Linked DNA regions of Mus musculus: region 1 is linked to region 2. The links are chromatin loops, found by intact Hi-C in ENCODE. Cell type or tissue: heart. All regions are shown on one strand.

The links. Hi-C counts contacts between places; a loop is a spot of excess contacts. Peaks named below come from ENCODE experiments on the same cell type or tissue, not always from the same donor. Only the 100,000 strongest peaks of a DNase experiment are listed, where the experiment ranks them.
Region 1: it touches region 2 in a loop (2.3-fold over the local background); 4 of 42 quality-filtered maps call a loop at or near these places.

What each region holds. Positions count from the first base shown.
Region 1 is chr8:47,491,213-47,499,212 of GRCm38, forward strand. Trappc11 (trafficking protein particle complex 11) reads right to left here. Exons shown (of 30, transcript NM_177240.3): 26 at 7,442-7,553; 27 at 5,707-5,798; 28 at 3,791-3,924; 29 at 2,027-2,194. Among named protein-coding and RNA genes, the nearest start is that of Trappc11, 38 kb to the right of the region's middle. In heart, no CTCF peak of the experiment used is centred here; a DNase peak (open chromatin) is centred at 4,409.
Region 2 is chr8:47,408,922-47,416,921 of GRCm38, forward strand. It overlaps a transcript of Stox2 not described here. Among named protein-coding and RNA genes, the nearest start is that of Gm22857, 27 kb to the right of the region's middle. In heart, CTCF peaks have their summits at 3,774 and 4,583; DNase peaks (open chromatin) are centred at 3,720, 4,830 and 5,390; H3K4me3 peaks cover 2,936 bases; H3K27ac peaks cover 1,668 bases; H3K27me3 peaks cover 5,851 bases.

The sequences.
Region 1 (8,000 bases), 82 kb after region 2:
GATCCTCTGATCTCAAGTTTGGGAAAAATGTGACTTACAATGATCTCCCAAAATACCCACCTACCCACTCACCCACCCACCCATCCATCCATCCATCCACACACCAATTCATCCATCCATCCACCCACCCATTCATTCATCCATCCACCCATCCATCCACCCGTCCGTCCATCCGTCCATCCACCCATCCCTAAGCTCAAGGATAGAAGCAAATACTTTCGCTTCCCTATGCTGACAATAAAACATAGAACACCACACCCCAACAGTCGATGCTAAGGACAAACGAAGACATCACAGAACTGAGGATCAGGATTTGACCCCCAGATGTCAGGGGAAAAGCAGGGCCTGGTGGCATGTGCTTGTGATCCCAACAACGGGGGACAGGCAGATCCCTGGGGCTCACTGGGCAGTCAACGTTGGCTTACTGTTCCAGGCCAGTGAGAGATCCTACCTCAAAAAGCAAGATGGATAACACCTGACAAACAATATAAGGTTGACCTCTGACCCTACACAGATGTGCACGTGCACGGATGTACAGGCATGCAGACTTGCACAGCATTACAACTGCGTTGTTTGTTTGTTTTATAGTGTTGAGGATGAATATAACTATTTAAGCTGTAAAATCCACAATAGGTTAGCAACATGTTACAGAATCATCTAATGGGTATAAGATTTGTTTTTAAAGACAGGTTCTCTCTGTAACTCTGGATGCCCTCGAACGCTATATAGACTAAACCCAGCCTCCTCTGCCTCCCAGGTGCTGGAACTAAAGTTGTGTATAACCATGCCTGGCTGAAAAGAAATGCTTGCAAGTGATTTTATCACAGATACTCAACAGTCAACTTCTGCAGAGCATGAGAAAGTGCTCAGAACATGAAACTGAATAATGCTGTGATCCAAACTGTCTGCTATCCTGAGGTAGCACAGGTCTCCAAAGGCGTCAACGCACGTGTATGTGGGTGAGTGTGCAGTGTGCATTTGCACACCACATATGGACCAGTGCACCTTATAAACTCGTGTAGGATATGTGTGTGTTGAACACACTCCAAGAATGGAGTCTCGTAAGGAGAATTCTGAGGAATTCTGAGAATTAGAAACTTCAAAAATAACTGGACAATAGTTTTGTGACCTCAGTATCTTCAAAAACATGAATTGTTCTTGGGATGTGCTTTTGGGCCCCTCCCAGGTGTAGTGGGCAGGAGTGAGTTTACCTCAGATTAGTTATCCCAACTGTTATTTGTTTACATGTTGCAGTCGAGCCCACCCTCGACTGCAGCGAAGGTAACAAGGTGCTCTGGTGGTTGGAAAAAGGCATGCTAATTACAGTAAAACTTACGCTTATTACCTGGAACCTCTCCTGACACACACACACACACACACACACACACACACACACACACACACACACACGGCAATCAAGGCAGACACCGAAACGAGTGACTGTTTAAAACTGACACATTAATTCAGAATATAATTTCTGGCCCTTTTCAGAAGGAATCTAAATCCTGTTATTAAAGAGGTAAGAGCTAGGAAAGTTCAAGGCTATTTAGAAAGTGAACCTATCTGATAGAAAGCAGTTATGAACTACAACTGAACACACATTTCACTATGTCTAAGGGAAACCAAGTTCAGAGTCACCAAAAAGACAAATCACTAAATATCTAAGGCAGAGGTTCTCAGCCTGTGGGTCGAGACCATCAAAAAACACGTATAGCGGATGGCTTTAAGAACTGAGACATGGCTTAGTAGCAAAATTGCAGATATGAAGTAGCAACAAAAATGAATGTATGGTTGAAAGTTCCTAAGACCATCAGAAAAAAGCAACGCACAGGTTGTGAACTGCTGATCTATGGAAATGACAGTCTTTGAATTTAGATTCTATAAAATGGTACCACAGAAATAAACAATTACCAAATGCATATACTAAAAGCAAATGCCATCACTGCTAGCTTTCACTTTCCCTCGGCGAGGCTTCTGTCTGCTTTTAAGATAATGAGTTTAAAGGCCGGAAAACCGGAAGTCTCACCTTCACAAAAATGCTGGTCGGGATGAAACGTCTGAGCAGCTGGTTGGTGAAGTTGGGAAACCTAAGCAAGTTGATGTTGAGCGACGGCAGCTGCTGGTACCCAGCCATCAGAGGATAGAAATTATACAGCATTTCCTGTTTGGTGCCAGGGAGAATACGCAATCGGATCTAGTGATGAAGAGCCAGAGGAAAACAGTCTCAGAGTTTCCTGTATGAACGCACATCCCTTACATCGGTGCCCTCAGTTATTTATGAAGGACAAACCCTGCTGGTGAAGTTGCATGCTCTCTTCTAGCCAGCCTTCCAAACATATGGAAATGCACTTTATGACACAGGCGCCAGCACTCAGTTTCTGTCAAAATCAGAAGGGCAGGCAGCACGTGCCTTCTTAAGGACTCTAGTTGAGTTACCATTTTGTCCTACACCAGGCATATTACAATCTTCAAAAGATATTATATAATAATTTACCAAAAAAAAACTCCTGTATCTCTTTATAGGCACTTTTCATCAAAATAAAAACTATCTGATTTTGGTTATTTCTTATAGGAATTTCATACTATATATTAAGGTAAACAACTTGTAGAGCAGGGCTCTGCATGCTGGCCAGCCTGAGAACATGGGTTCAGTCTCCAGGTCCCGCATGATGTAAGGAGAGAACTGTCCCCCACACAATGTCCTCTGACCTCCACAGCTACCCTGATGCACATGGACATGACATTCCTAACTCGTAATAACTTCATGACAAAAAAAAGATCAAACTTTAGAAAAATATACACTGTAAAGTTCTGGCAAGACAATAACCCGGAAACAGCTTACTAGTTTACAAATGAGAAACACGTATGTGTGTGCACACTCTGTGCCAGGGACAGCATAGCACAGGCTTGTGACGGACTAAAGCTAGGACATGTATACATTTATAACAATACACAGCAATACTACATAATTCATGTATAATTCTGCTGTGTATCTAACAACAAATTCAGAATTCTGAATATGTACAGCAAACTGGTTGGTTTGTTTGAGGTAGACACTTGTGTTAAGACACATTTGGTCCTGTAATTAAAACTGTCCCTTTTTAATAAAAGGCATTGTTGCTGGGCAGTGGTGGTGCAGGCCTTTAATCCCAGCACTTGGGGGCAGAGGCAGGTGGATCTCTGAGTTCCAGGACAGCCAGGGCTGCACAGGGAAACCCTGTCTTGAAAAAACCAAAAAGCAAAATAGTAAAAGTCATTCCTTGACAAACGTGCAGCGTCTGAGCGTCTGACTCTCCTCAGGAACATGTTTTTGACAGAGTTTTTCATTTTAAAAATTGATAAACTTTTCCATCTGACGTGACTGAATAAGGAAGAAAGGTTGAATAGGTAATAAATAAATAGTTCCTAAACATAGCAGAGAAAAGTACATTTTATGCAAGATGAAACCCTGTATAAGTCTTCAGAGAAGCCAAGCAGCTTTAACCTCAGTATGGCTGTGGTCCAGGCCACAGGCCACGACCGGGCAAACAGAGAAGAGGTTACGGTGCTCAGGGATGCTAATGTGTTATTATAATGTAGTCCTGTCGCCAGTGAGCCATGCTTTATTAGGGGTAAGAACCCATCTGTCTGATCTCAAAGATGTGAAACGGCAACACACCTCTGCAGGAAGTTAATCTTTACAAAGGCTTAAACATTTACCACTATGAAAACACGACCCCAGTTCTCTGTTGGTCCCACTCCTGTGGTCACACACACACACAGCAGCAGCAGCAGCAAAGATGACCTGTACCTGTTTGAGGCCTGAGAACATGAAGGCGTCACTGGGCTCCACAGAAATCTCCACATCTTGAACCAAGTCGGTCTTATTCTGCAGGTGGTACCTGACGGGCAACGACTCTCTGACACGTCCAAACGAGGGCAGGTCTGTGGAGGAAGCACAGGTTCTCGTGAGGTGAAAGGCAGCTCATCACACAGGCGTGTGTTAGACAGACACAGACACGGTGGTACACAAGTTACGGCTTTGTGTGTGGGATCCTTTCTTTGGGAAAGGATGCTGACAGGACAGGCTGAGGAGGAATTACTTCCTGTGACGGACAGAGAGGGAGTCTGGCTGCCACAAACTTACAAATAACTTTACAAATCTGCAAACCATCTCCCAAAATATCAATCACAGTTCCTAAACTAGAATAAGCAAACATTTTACTGAGCCTAGGTAAAATTTCCCTCATTCACTCCTTCAGATTTGCCCTTTTCACCGGAGTTCTGCAGCTTTATTTTTACCAACATATAAAAGTGAAATGTTTTATAAGCTTGTGACCACTCTTGCAGAGGCCACGCAACGTGATGTGTGCTGTGCTGTCACATGCAGCTCCGCTTAGGCAAGCACTCAGGTGGCTGCATGGTAGGAGGCAGGCACTGGATGCTATTTTTAAAGTCATCATAGACATGCTAGGGGCTGATAATGGAACGTTTCTCTCAATAGAATTACTCAACGGAGAGAGGAGAAGTGTGCCAGGCATGTGGTGGGGCACAGCTGGAAGCCATGCACCTGGAAGGAGAGGTAGAATGAACAGCAGGAGTTTCAGGCTAGCCTTGGCTATGCAGTGAGTCTGAGGCTAGCCTGAACTATATGTCGCCTTACCTTAAAAAGACCAGAGAGAGAGAGAGAGAGAGATAGAGGGAGAGAGACAGAGACAGAGAGACAGAAGGTGGTAGGTTGAAATTACAATAGCTACTATGTGCTTCCTAATTTGAGATTAGCTGGACTGTATGTGATCCTGTGTTAAAACAGGAGAGAGGCAGATTATATGCCCACTAAAGGGAACATGAAGCATTCCTAACAAAACTGTAAACTGAATCTGCTAAGTCTGATGACTGTCAATTTACAGGGATGTGAAAACAATTAAAAATGAGATCATAAAATCAGCAAAATCCAAGCAAATGAGTTGGCTTCCTCAACAAAGCATGAGGAAGAGGGAAGGGCAGGTGGAAGCAGCAGAGGAGGTAGGTGTGCAAACAGGAACACTGAAAACAGAGCTAGGGGCTAACAATGAGGGAGCAGACAGCAGCCCACCTAGAGACTTAGACGGCTAAAGAATTAGCCACACCCTGCCGTGGAAAGACCTGAAGAGGAGCTGAGAAACACCCAGACAACCAAAGTTTCAACATTAGAATCTGGTGATGTTTAAGAATCTATTGCTAGGCTGGACAGAGCGGCACATACCTTTTATTCCAGCATTCATGAGGCAGAGGCAGGAGGTTCTGTGTGAGTGTGAGGCCAGTCTGGTCTACTTACAAAGTTCAAGGCTATCCAGGACTAAATAATGAGATCATGCCTCAGCCACCCTCCTACACAAAGAATCCACTGATAATTTTAAGTCCATTTAGATGAAATGGCATGTGGGATATGGCTGATAATAGCTGGGGTAGGACCATAAAAAGTTTAGAGATTGCTGGGTGTGGTGACGCACGCCTTTAATCCCAGCACTTGGGAGGCAGAGGCAGGTGGATCTCTGAGTTCGAGGCCAGCCTGGTCTACAGAGTGAGTTCCAGGACAGCCAGGACTACACAGAGAAATCCTGTCTCGAAAAACCAAAAAAAAAAAAAAAAAAAAAAAAAAGTTTAGAGATGTTAGCCATTTTGCATAATACACTGCTACCAAACTAAGTTCCTCGAAGCCCAGTATGAGCACCATGAAAATCCCACCTGCGTTCACGTGGAGAGGGATGTTTTCAGCAATCACGTGAGGCAGTGTGATGACGGTGCTGACGGCGGGGATGCTTTCCACAACCGAGGCCCTACGGCAGAAAGTGCAGCTCTGAAACTCACACTTAGAAAGTTACTTAACCAAACACAGGAACCTGTATTATCAACTCCTTCAAAAGAAAACAAATTATCCATTTCGCAAAACTCCACCAACAGCATTTTGAATCCCACTGTTGTTTTGAATGGTCAATGAGCAGATGTTACAACCCAGGGCTACTGGGTGTTACCACTGGGAGCTAAGGCAGGAGCTACGACCGTTAACACTTGAAGCACATCACTGGATCCTGTGTCTGGAAAGCAGGATTTTTCAAGGCAAAAATACTGCAGATTTACACTAGACACAAACTCCTCTTCTCTCTTGGGATGCTGCTGAGGTGGGCTTTCAAAGGGCATAGTCAGAACTCAACACAAGTGCACAGTAGAAACAAAAAATTATAATTTTGCATTTTGTCTTTTCATTCTCTATGATTTCTTTCAATGAATTGGAAATTTTAATTTTAATATTTTTAGCCTTATCTTTTGTGTGTAAGTTTTTGTCTGAATGGATATATGCGCACCACATGTGTGCTTGGTGCTCATGAAGTTCAGAAGAGGGTATTGGATCTCCTAGTTATGAATGATTATAAGCCAGTATATTCTGGGAACTAAACCCAGGTCTTCTTGCAAGAGCAACAGGGGCTCTTAACTGCTATCATCCCAGCTCCAGATGACACCTTTCTAAGACACCAAGAGGCTTATTTCTACCAACAGAAACATAACCGAGTGTTGTACAGTCACATTATATCCAGTAACCCCCTTAGTCCTTAATCCCTTGGTTGTCTTTTTAAAAAATCTACTTTGTCTATGTTTAAGTGCGTACATAGGCATACATATATAAAGTCATGTGTGGGGGGCTGGCAAGATGGCTCAGCAGGTAAGAGTACTGACTGTTCTTCCGAAGGTCCTGAGTTCAAATCCCAGCAACCACATGGTGGCTCACAGCCACCCGGAATGAGATCTCACACCCTCTTCTGGTGTGTCTCAAGTCAGCTACAGTGTACTTATTTATAATAATAATTAAATCTGTGGGCTGGAGCAAGCAGGGACTGAGCAAGTGGAGTTGACTAGAGTGAGCGAAGCTGAGTGGAGTGGAGCTGACTGGAGAGAGCAGAGGTCCTAAAAATTCAATTCCCAACAACCACATGAAGGCTTACAACCATCTGTACAGCTATAGTGTACTCACATACATAAAATAAATAAATAAATCTTAAAAAAAAAAAAGTCATGTGTGGTCACAGCCTGAGTGTGGAGGTCAGCGGACACTTGTGGGGGACACTTGTCTTTCCATCATGTGCACTCCGGAGATAGAGCCCAGGCTGTCAGGCTTGGCAGCAGGCACCCTTTGGCTGCCGAGCCACCTTCCTGGCAATCGCTCTCGGGTTCTTCTGTAGACAATCCCTCTGACTACAGGACTCCCACCTGACGCTCTCACAACCCTGTATTCAGCTTCAGTATGACTGAAGTCTCACTGGCATTTCAGTCAGAAATTGTGTCAAACCAAGTTTGTTTCATCTTCCTCATCATTGAGATTTAACATAGTCATCACACTTATGACTGTCACTCCATCAGGATAAATGGCAATGACAAACAGTCAAGATATTATGAGAAGACACTGAGGGAGAGCAAAGATTTTTACCTCTTCCAGGAGATAATGTAATGTCCCGTTGCCACTCCACCTTCAATGTTCCCAGCAGACGGGCAGCGAAGACAGAAGCACTCGCTAGCGCTCTCTCCTGTCTGTAAGACAACTGCAAGGAAGAAGCCTTATAGCCTACATCGTAATTTAACCCATGAGAGTTTTACCTCAGTAGACAATAAAGCAATATATTACAAATGAACTGTTCTTACAAGCCAAGGCTCAGAAATGCTATATTACTTTTTCTATGACACGTAAGTCTATTATTGAGCTAATCTGTCAATATTCATAACAGTAAAAACCAGTGATTGGAGTCGTAGCAGGACAGTTGACACCCTCTTCACATGGATGTGTGTGCTCACATATATACATATGCACCCGCCACCACCGCCACCACCGCCGACACCAGTGGGACCTTTATAGATCTACAACAAAGTCCCACTGAAAAGCAATGAATACGGACAGCTTGAAGAAACAATGATAGCATCAGTTTCCTTTGTCCAAATTATTTTATAGCAAGAAAGAAAAAAGAAAGAAGGAAAGAAGAGAGGAAGGGAAG
Region 2 (8,000 bases):
GACTGTGGACAGCATAAGTTACAGTGTATCATAAAAGAAATCCTCTGATACGGGACCGGTTGGTCCCCATGACTGCAGATAATAATAAATTGTACCTGTTGTGCCCTCCAGCCCATCTGACACCTTCTCTGACTCTAAAAAACTGTATTGAAACACTCCTTCTCCCGGCATAAAAGCCCCACTCCCAGTTGTTCCCAGTTCCTTCCAACCCTTCACACAGGGCCCTTGCTCCTTACAACAACTTCCACTGCGTGCCCATCCACTTCCAAACAGGGTTTGAAGTTTGCAGCCCCTGCACCTGACGGTCCTGCAAACCCTGGCTCCAGCCTGCTGCTCTGAAGCCTTCCTAGGCCAGCACACACCCCCACCCACACAAAGCCTGGCTCTTCTCACCCCGGGAAACCTATCCTGCCTGCTTACAAAGTGAATGTAACTTTTCGCTCATCCAAAACACACAACAAAAAGCTCAGGAAGCACCCAGACTGCTCAGCGCCTCCAGTCGGCACCCCAGCCCCCAAACTGACTGCCCAGCGCCTCCCGTCGGAACCCCAGCCCCCAAACTGATGGCTCAGCGCCTCCAGTCTGCACCCCAGCCCCCAAACTGACTGCCCAGAGCCTCCAGTCTGCACCCCAGCCCCCAAACTGACTGCCCAGCGCCTCCAGTCGGAACCCCAACCCCCAAACCGCATGCCTTATCAGCCCTTGTATCTTCAGGAAGTGACAAGAGATCGGCATTGGAAAACCCCAACGAACATGTACGGGACTTAAGGTAAAGTGTTTTACAGGACAATTTTAAAACGTGTTATGCATGTTCGAAATTCAGAGTCAGTTAAAAATAATAACTAGTTTCTTGCATACACGTTTAAGTCTCCTTTGGGGGTACCCTAGAGATTAAAAAATGACCCTTGGATTCAATTTGCATACCATAGGGTATTTCAAAGAATATTTCTAAGTGGTGGATTTGAATATGCCAAATTGAAACTTCGTGTCCTTTGAGTTATTTAATTCCCTCCTTTTTGGTTGATCCTGTAATCACCACTTGGGCGTCCAACCCTCACCGGAAAATTTTACAGCTGGTTAGAACCGTATACTTTGGGGATTACAGACACTGAAACGCTTGCATTTTCCAATGTAGATGTTTCCCACTTCCCAGTAAGCTATGAAGTAAAATATGAAGGGCAGAACAAGACAAAAGTTTCTAGGTACTGTCTATGCAGCCTCTCGTCCAGGATGGCGTAGGGGCACTGGCCCAGGAGATGTGCATCTGAGACTGGCAACAAAGCCTTCTTTTCTCTTCTTCACTGGGAGAATCTGAGAGAACAAGTTCACTACAAGTTCACTGTCCCTGGTGGGATCTAAGGAACCATCTAGAAAATGATCCCTTGTGTGAATGTCATTATTACTGCAAGAATAATAAACCGTGAGCTAACAATTGGCTGTCGGTTATTTCGGAGCCCCGCCTGGTTCATGTTCATGTTCAGCAAGTAGGAATATCATGCTCTCTGCAGTGCTCACTGGTGTCTCTGGTTCTGTGGCTGACCCACATGAAGTCATTAACTGAGATCACAAAAGAGAATGAAGGTATCTGACCACATGCTTAAGTGCAAAATAGAAGATCAGTTGGAAGACTTACTAAAAGATATGTAGTAACATTAAAATATAAACCAAAAAAAAAAAAAAAAACCCAGATTACTAAAAAGTATCAAAGCCGGTGTTTGCTTCCTGCTCTTGTACATAGATTGAGTCCGAGGGCATGCTAAAACGTCAATCTCATTTTTCAAAATCAGATTTCACCGCTTATGGTGTGATTCTTTCTTTCTTTTGATTTGTCACCAGTAGTAACATTGTGTTTCAGAATGAAAGGCAGTGAGCCAGTCCCCAGTACCTCCGAGAAAAGAGGGGGCCTGCCACAGGCATTGACATTCCCGTTGGAGAATTTTATAACACATCCTAATCTCTCTAACAACCCATCATTAGAACCACCATTAGTGGGGAGAAAGTGAAGCAAGCACCAGCAGACATCTTGACCCCCCAAGGGGGTTCAAAAGGCAGTTGCCACCTGCATATCAGCAGGTACCACCCCCAACTCCCCAGCCCCAGCTCTTTTATCTGATGCCTCAGGGTTTTAAGATGAAGCATCTTCCTCCAACCCAAGACCCTAAGTTAAGGGCTGAGCCTAATCCTGCAGTAGCCAAAGCAGACTCCTATCAGGAGAAGGTCAGCCTGCAACAGGCAATATTCATAATAACGGCAATAATCAAGCAACTTCAGCAATGGGTTTGGAACCTTTCACATTTGTCAAAATGCTTCTCTCTGGTGAATATGACAGATCACTCATTGCAATCTATTTATAAAGACTCATAAAATAACATTTTTTAAAAAAATGAACATACCGAAATGTTTTCAAATGAAACTATGTTGCTGTTCCTTAGATCCTATCCCCAAATTTGGTGGGCGTGCAACGGCCTCCAGATGAAACGAGTAAGGAGGCCATTGTCAAACTTTTCAGTTTTACAAGGGGTACATTAGACTATAAAGTACATAGATGAAAACTCCAAATCCAAACACAAAAGCAGCCTGAGATCGAGTTTCAAAGGAAACTAACAAAATACTGTAGAAAAGGTCTTGACGATGTGTGCACAAACTTAAGGATGACGATTCGCCTCCAAATGTTCAAGTCCTGCACTGTAAAAGAAGTAAAGGCAGACCAACCCTCAGAGGCGTTCATCTCGGCCCCTTTAGTAATGCAGGCAGCTTAATTACAGGGGCTGAACTAGGGAGATGCGGGGCGTCGGGGTGGGGGGGTGGGGGGAGGGGTAGAATCAAGATCGGTCTTTGAGACAATAAGAAACAAGCTTTCACTAGATGTTTGTCTGGTCCATTCAAAGGAACTTTCACAAAAACAAATCTCTGCTACGAAAAAGAAAAAAAAAAGACAAAATACAGCAAAATAAAAATGCTATCTGTTTACCATCCGCATAGAAAACACATTAGTAGGTAAAAGCTAATCCTTCAGGGGGGCCGCGGGGACCACAGAAGGTCGCTTTACGGGCTTCTACAGTTTGAACTTTTGACCTCTTCCCAAAATGTCATAAAAGAATGTTTAAGCCCTGGAACTAGAAAGAATGCTTTCTTTATCGGATCGTTTCATAAAACATCGCTATGTGCTATATTTGCTCTTAGCCACCGGGCCCGTCGTCCAAAACTAAAGTTTTCTAAGCGCCAGGTTGCCCGGGATTAAGAAAAACATATTAAGTAGGATTGCAATAAAAATACAAGTCAATACAACCCTGAGTTACAGCCACGAAAACCCCTCTTCAGCTATTCTGCTCAGTATTTTCTTTTCTCCTTCGCCACCAACAAACTAAAAGATCAAACGTTTTCCCTAGCTCCTCTCAGTTGTCTTTTTTTCTCCACCTTCAATCACACAGTACTGTTTGGAAGTTCTCCACAAGCAAAGAACTATACCTTTTGTCTTGTACGGAAATGCGGGAGAGTGAGAACGGCGCCAACACACCTGAGCCAAACGACGTGCCCCACGAGGTCGCCACCCTGGAAAAGGATGTCCTTGGGACCGAGGCGCTTGTGAAGGGCCGGCCACGCACACCTGGTACCACTGGAATCCCGACTCTCCGCGCCCTCCCTCGGCTTGGCCCGCACTCCCCACGCCCGCGAGGCGTGGAAAAGCTGACATCCGTAGCCCCGACCCGTGTGCACCCTAGAACTCCGCGCCGCCTACCTGGCCAGCCCCAGGCGCCGCCCCGTAAGGCGCGCCACCGACGCCGCCAGGAGGCTCCCCTGGCCGCCCCTGACGCGCGTGGTGCAAGGAGCAGTCCACGTTCCAAGTGCCCTAAAGTCCCCCGATTCCGCGCTCCCGAAGCGCCGCGGACCCCTTCCCAGACCGAGATGCGCGCGAGAATCCTGGGGCCCCGGGAACTCGGCCTAAGCGCAGGCTCAGCGCCCTCCGGAGCCGGGGATAGGGGATAGGGCAGGGACCCCGCAGCCCGACGGAGCGGCGGCACTCACCCAAGCAGCGGATCTGGAAGCCAGAGGGGGGTCGCAGAGCCCTGCGTGTCCAGCCCTCCCGCAGCGCCTCTAGATGCTCCTCCTTGCCCTGGATCAGCAAGACCTGCTCGTCGATCCAGCCTAGGAAAAAAGTCTCGGCCACCGCGGCTGTGACCTTCTTGTTCCAGAAGTGTTGCATGTTCTCCGCTTTGAAATCTGCGAAGATCTCGTACCCGATGTGGTGTCGGGCGAGCTGCCGGGGTTGGGTGGGAACCGGGGGCGAGGGCTGAACCGTCCCGGGCTTCTCCTCTGCGGAGCTGTCGGCCGGGCCCAGGACGATGGCCAGAGAGTGCGGCGCGATCTGCAGAAACTTCTCCATCTTAACCAGGCATCGGTCGCGCAGACTGCACTCACCGGTGCCGCCTCTGCGGGCTGCTGGAAGGAACCGGCACCGGACAGTGGCTGTGGAGAGTCAGAGTCTTGCCTGACGTTGGGGGCGGGGGGTCCGCACCCTTCCCCGCCCGTCCTGCCCCGCGGGAGCCCGGGAGCCCCAAGGCGCAGCCCGCGGGAGGGCGCAGCAGGTCGCCTCGCGGTAGTGCCGGGAAGGGACACCGACGCAGAGCCTGCTGCCCCCCGAGGTCCCGCGCCAGTTACCTGCAGCCCTCGGCCACCCTCCGGGCACAGCTCATTTTCCAGCCGTGGCACCCTAGCCTTCCTTGGCAGCCCGCAGCTCCAGCGGGGGCGGAGAGCCGGAGGAAAGGGTGCCGAGGGGGCGGGCAGTTCGCCGCGATCCGGGGAATTCCCTCGGCGGGACCCGGCCTGAGGAATTCCAAGAAGGCCGGTACCGGAGACCGTGAAGGTGGCGGTGTTGGCAGGGAGAGTTGAGTTTAAGCGCCCAGCTCCGGGCAGATCCGGAGGGGGGAGGGGGACGCGCGGCGCCACTGAGAAGGCACCGATTCCGGAGCAGCGAAATGTCGCTCCGCCCCACGCTCCACCCCCGCCCCCACCTCCCACCTCCCCTCAGAAACAAGTGGTTTCGCTGGCTGGTTAATGTACCCTAAGAAGTAGCTTTTTAAAAAGCCTAGTCAAGCACGAAAAATTGTCATCAGTCCCTCCTCCAACTCCAGTGGACCCTCTTCTGTCTCCAGCCTGTACGCGACCCTATCCTGGAAGACACCCAACAATTCCCGAGGTTAGCTGTGCAGTGGAGACAGAGATTATTATGCCTTCTGAAAAACTTTAACCTTGTTTCTGTGCGAAGTTCTGATTTGCATAGAAGCTCTAAAGAGACATAAGAAGCTCAGGGTGTAGTTGAGTTTGCCTCAAGATCACCAGGAACACTTGATTGTGGTCATGAGATGGCTCAGCAGATAAAGGCGTTTGCTGCCAAGCCTGGGTATTTGAGTATGATCCCATGAACCCACGTGGTGAGAGAAGAGGACTGACTTTGAGAGGCGCGCGCGCGCGCACACACACACACACACACACACACACAGAGAGAGAGAGAGAGAGAGAGAGAGAGAGAGAGAGAGAGAGAGAAGTGTTTTTTAATAGATAATTGGGCACCACTCCTAGGTTCTATCTCAAATGATTGAGTTAGTATAGAGAGAGGCATCTAACTCGTTTGTCATTAGAAAGAAAATAATCCCATGTACTTATTTTGTGTGAATGTGCAGGAAAGTGGAAGTCAGGAGATATCAGAAGACAGTTTATGCTCTCCACACAGGTCTGGAGAACCAAACTCAGGTGATAGACAGGCTTGGCAGTAAGCTTTATCTACTGAGCCATCACGTTGTCTCTTTATTAGTAATTTCTAAGAAATATCTAGGCACTGCTGTTGCGGGTTCTGGGCCATCCTCTTTAAAAAAAAAAAACACTGACTTAGAAAAAACACTCAGGTGATGGGGCCGGGGCAGCTAAACTGTTCTCTGGGGGCTTCTGAGAATTTAAAAATCACAAAAGTCAGATGCTTTAGTCTAACTGAAGGACGACCTTGGAAACCTCACTGAACCCTGGTTTCCCACGTGTATAATGGGAGTCGCATCCCGCCTCCCTTACTGCTTGCCTGAGAAGACTCCAGCAAGGGGGTAGGTCTGACTGTGTTTGCATTCAGCAGGGTTCACAGGCTCCAGGTGCTCCATCACAGAGCCATCCATCCAGGGACCACAGCTGGGACTCCACATTCTCCCCTCGGAGTTTGGAGTTTCCCGGCGCCCACTGCCTAGTGAGACCTGTTATTTTCTTGCCTGGATGGTAATGTTCATCTCTAAGCTTCAATTTGCTCTCCTCTTCACTCTGCTCTCTGGGCCTGGGTCTGGGTAATGGCAGCTGGAAAACACAAGACAGAAGGCACACTTGCAACTCTATTTTTGCTTAACATTTCTGCCTTTATTATTCTTTTTGCATGGTTTAAAACTAAGCTGCAAGAATTGTACAAAAAAAAAAAACAAAAACAAAAATCCAACAACATATCTTCAACCAGATTCTGAAATCATTAAAATTCTATTATCTCTACAAACACCCAATTTCTTTTTCTAACTTTTAAAAATCTCTCCACTGTTGCTATTTTATTCTTTGTAATTAGCAAGTATCTTCTTCAGAATTATTTTTAAGCACGTGTAAGTATGAGTGTCGGTATGTGGGTATGTACACATACATGTGGGTACCCACAGACACCAGAAAAATGGCTTCAGATTCCCTGGAGCTTGAGTTAACAGGCAGCTATGAGTTGCCTAACATGAACTCTGGGAGTCAAACTCTGGGCCTTTGCAAGAGCAGCCCACATCTCTGCAACATGTGAAGTATCTTTTTAAAAGCAGAAAGGAAGAAAGAGAGAGGGGGAGGGGGAGGGAGGGGGAGAAGGAGGGGGAGAGTGGGAGAGGGGGAGAGGGAGGGGGAGAGATCTGCTTTCTGGATAGCACTGGTGCATGCCTTTAATTCCAGCATTCTCCAGGAGATCCAGGCCAGTGGATCTCTGTAAGTTTGAGGCAAGCCTGGTCTACAAATCAAGTTCTAGGACAGCCAAGCCTACACAGAGAAACCCTATCTGGAAAAACCAAAAAGAACAAACAGAAAGATTGACCTATTTTATGTGTGTGCATACTGGCCTGCGTGTATGTACACTCGTCAGATGAATGCCTAGTGACACAGAGACCAGTAAAACGTGTCAGACCCCCTACAACTAGAGTTATAAATGGCTGTGAGCCTGTGAACGCTGAGAGCTGAGCTCAGGTCCTCTGCAGGAGCAGCAACTACTGAGCACCGGGCCCAGCTTCTCAAGAAGAATCTCTTTGAAAGACCCTCTGAGAGCGTGTAAGTATCACGGTGCTGTTCCTCAGCACGGAACTTGGCCTATTATTGATCCTGGCTTAGTTAATGGCGATGATTGCTAAGGTCTGGCAGTGTAGGTCTGTGCCAGCATCCCAATGTTCTACTTCCCTTTCTCCTCTTCAGTTTGTAGCCACAGGGACTGCGCATTCTTACTCAGTAGATTATAAGACGTGACTCTCATAATGTATAGCGCATGCTCTGCACAAAGCAAGACCCATAGGATGCTGTAAAGCTGGCTGGCTCCAGGGCCCTTGTATTGAGCCTATCATTCTCTGAGTACTTCCTTACTTTCTGACATGTCAAGATATTGCAGGATCTTTTTTGCTCCAACCAAAGGACCAGGCCACTTTTCCATGGAGTGCTGCTTCTTTTTAATGTAGAATGCTACTCAGGAACCAACATCTGGCTACCAACTATGCTCATTGCTATTGAGATGGCATTTGTCTTTGACTAGTCTACCTCTCAAGACACTGCACTCCCTGCTCCATGCGATGACACCCTCGTTGGTCCATACAGCAACAGTAGGCGTGGGGGAGGGGTCCCTCTGTTCATTCAAATAGTCAGTATGGAGTGGGGCCTAAGACGGATGCAGGGTCTGATTGCACGGATGTGGGATCTGAAGCAGGCAACCTCTCTGAAGTAAAGAACTATTACAAGAAGAGGGA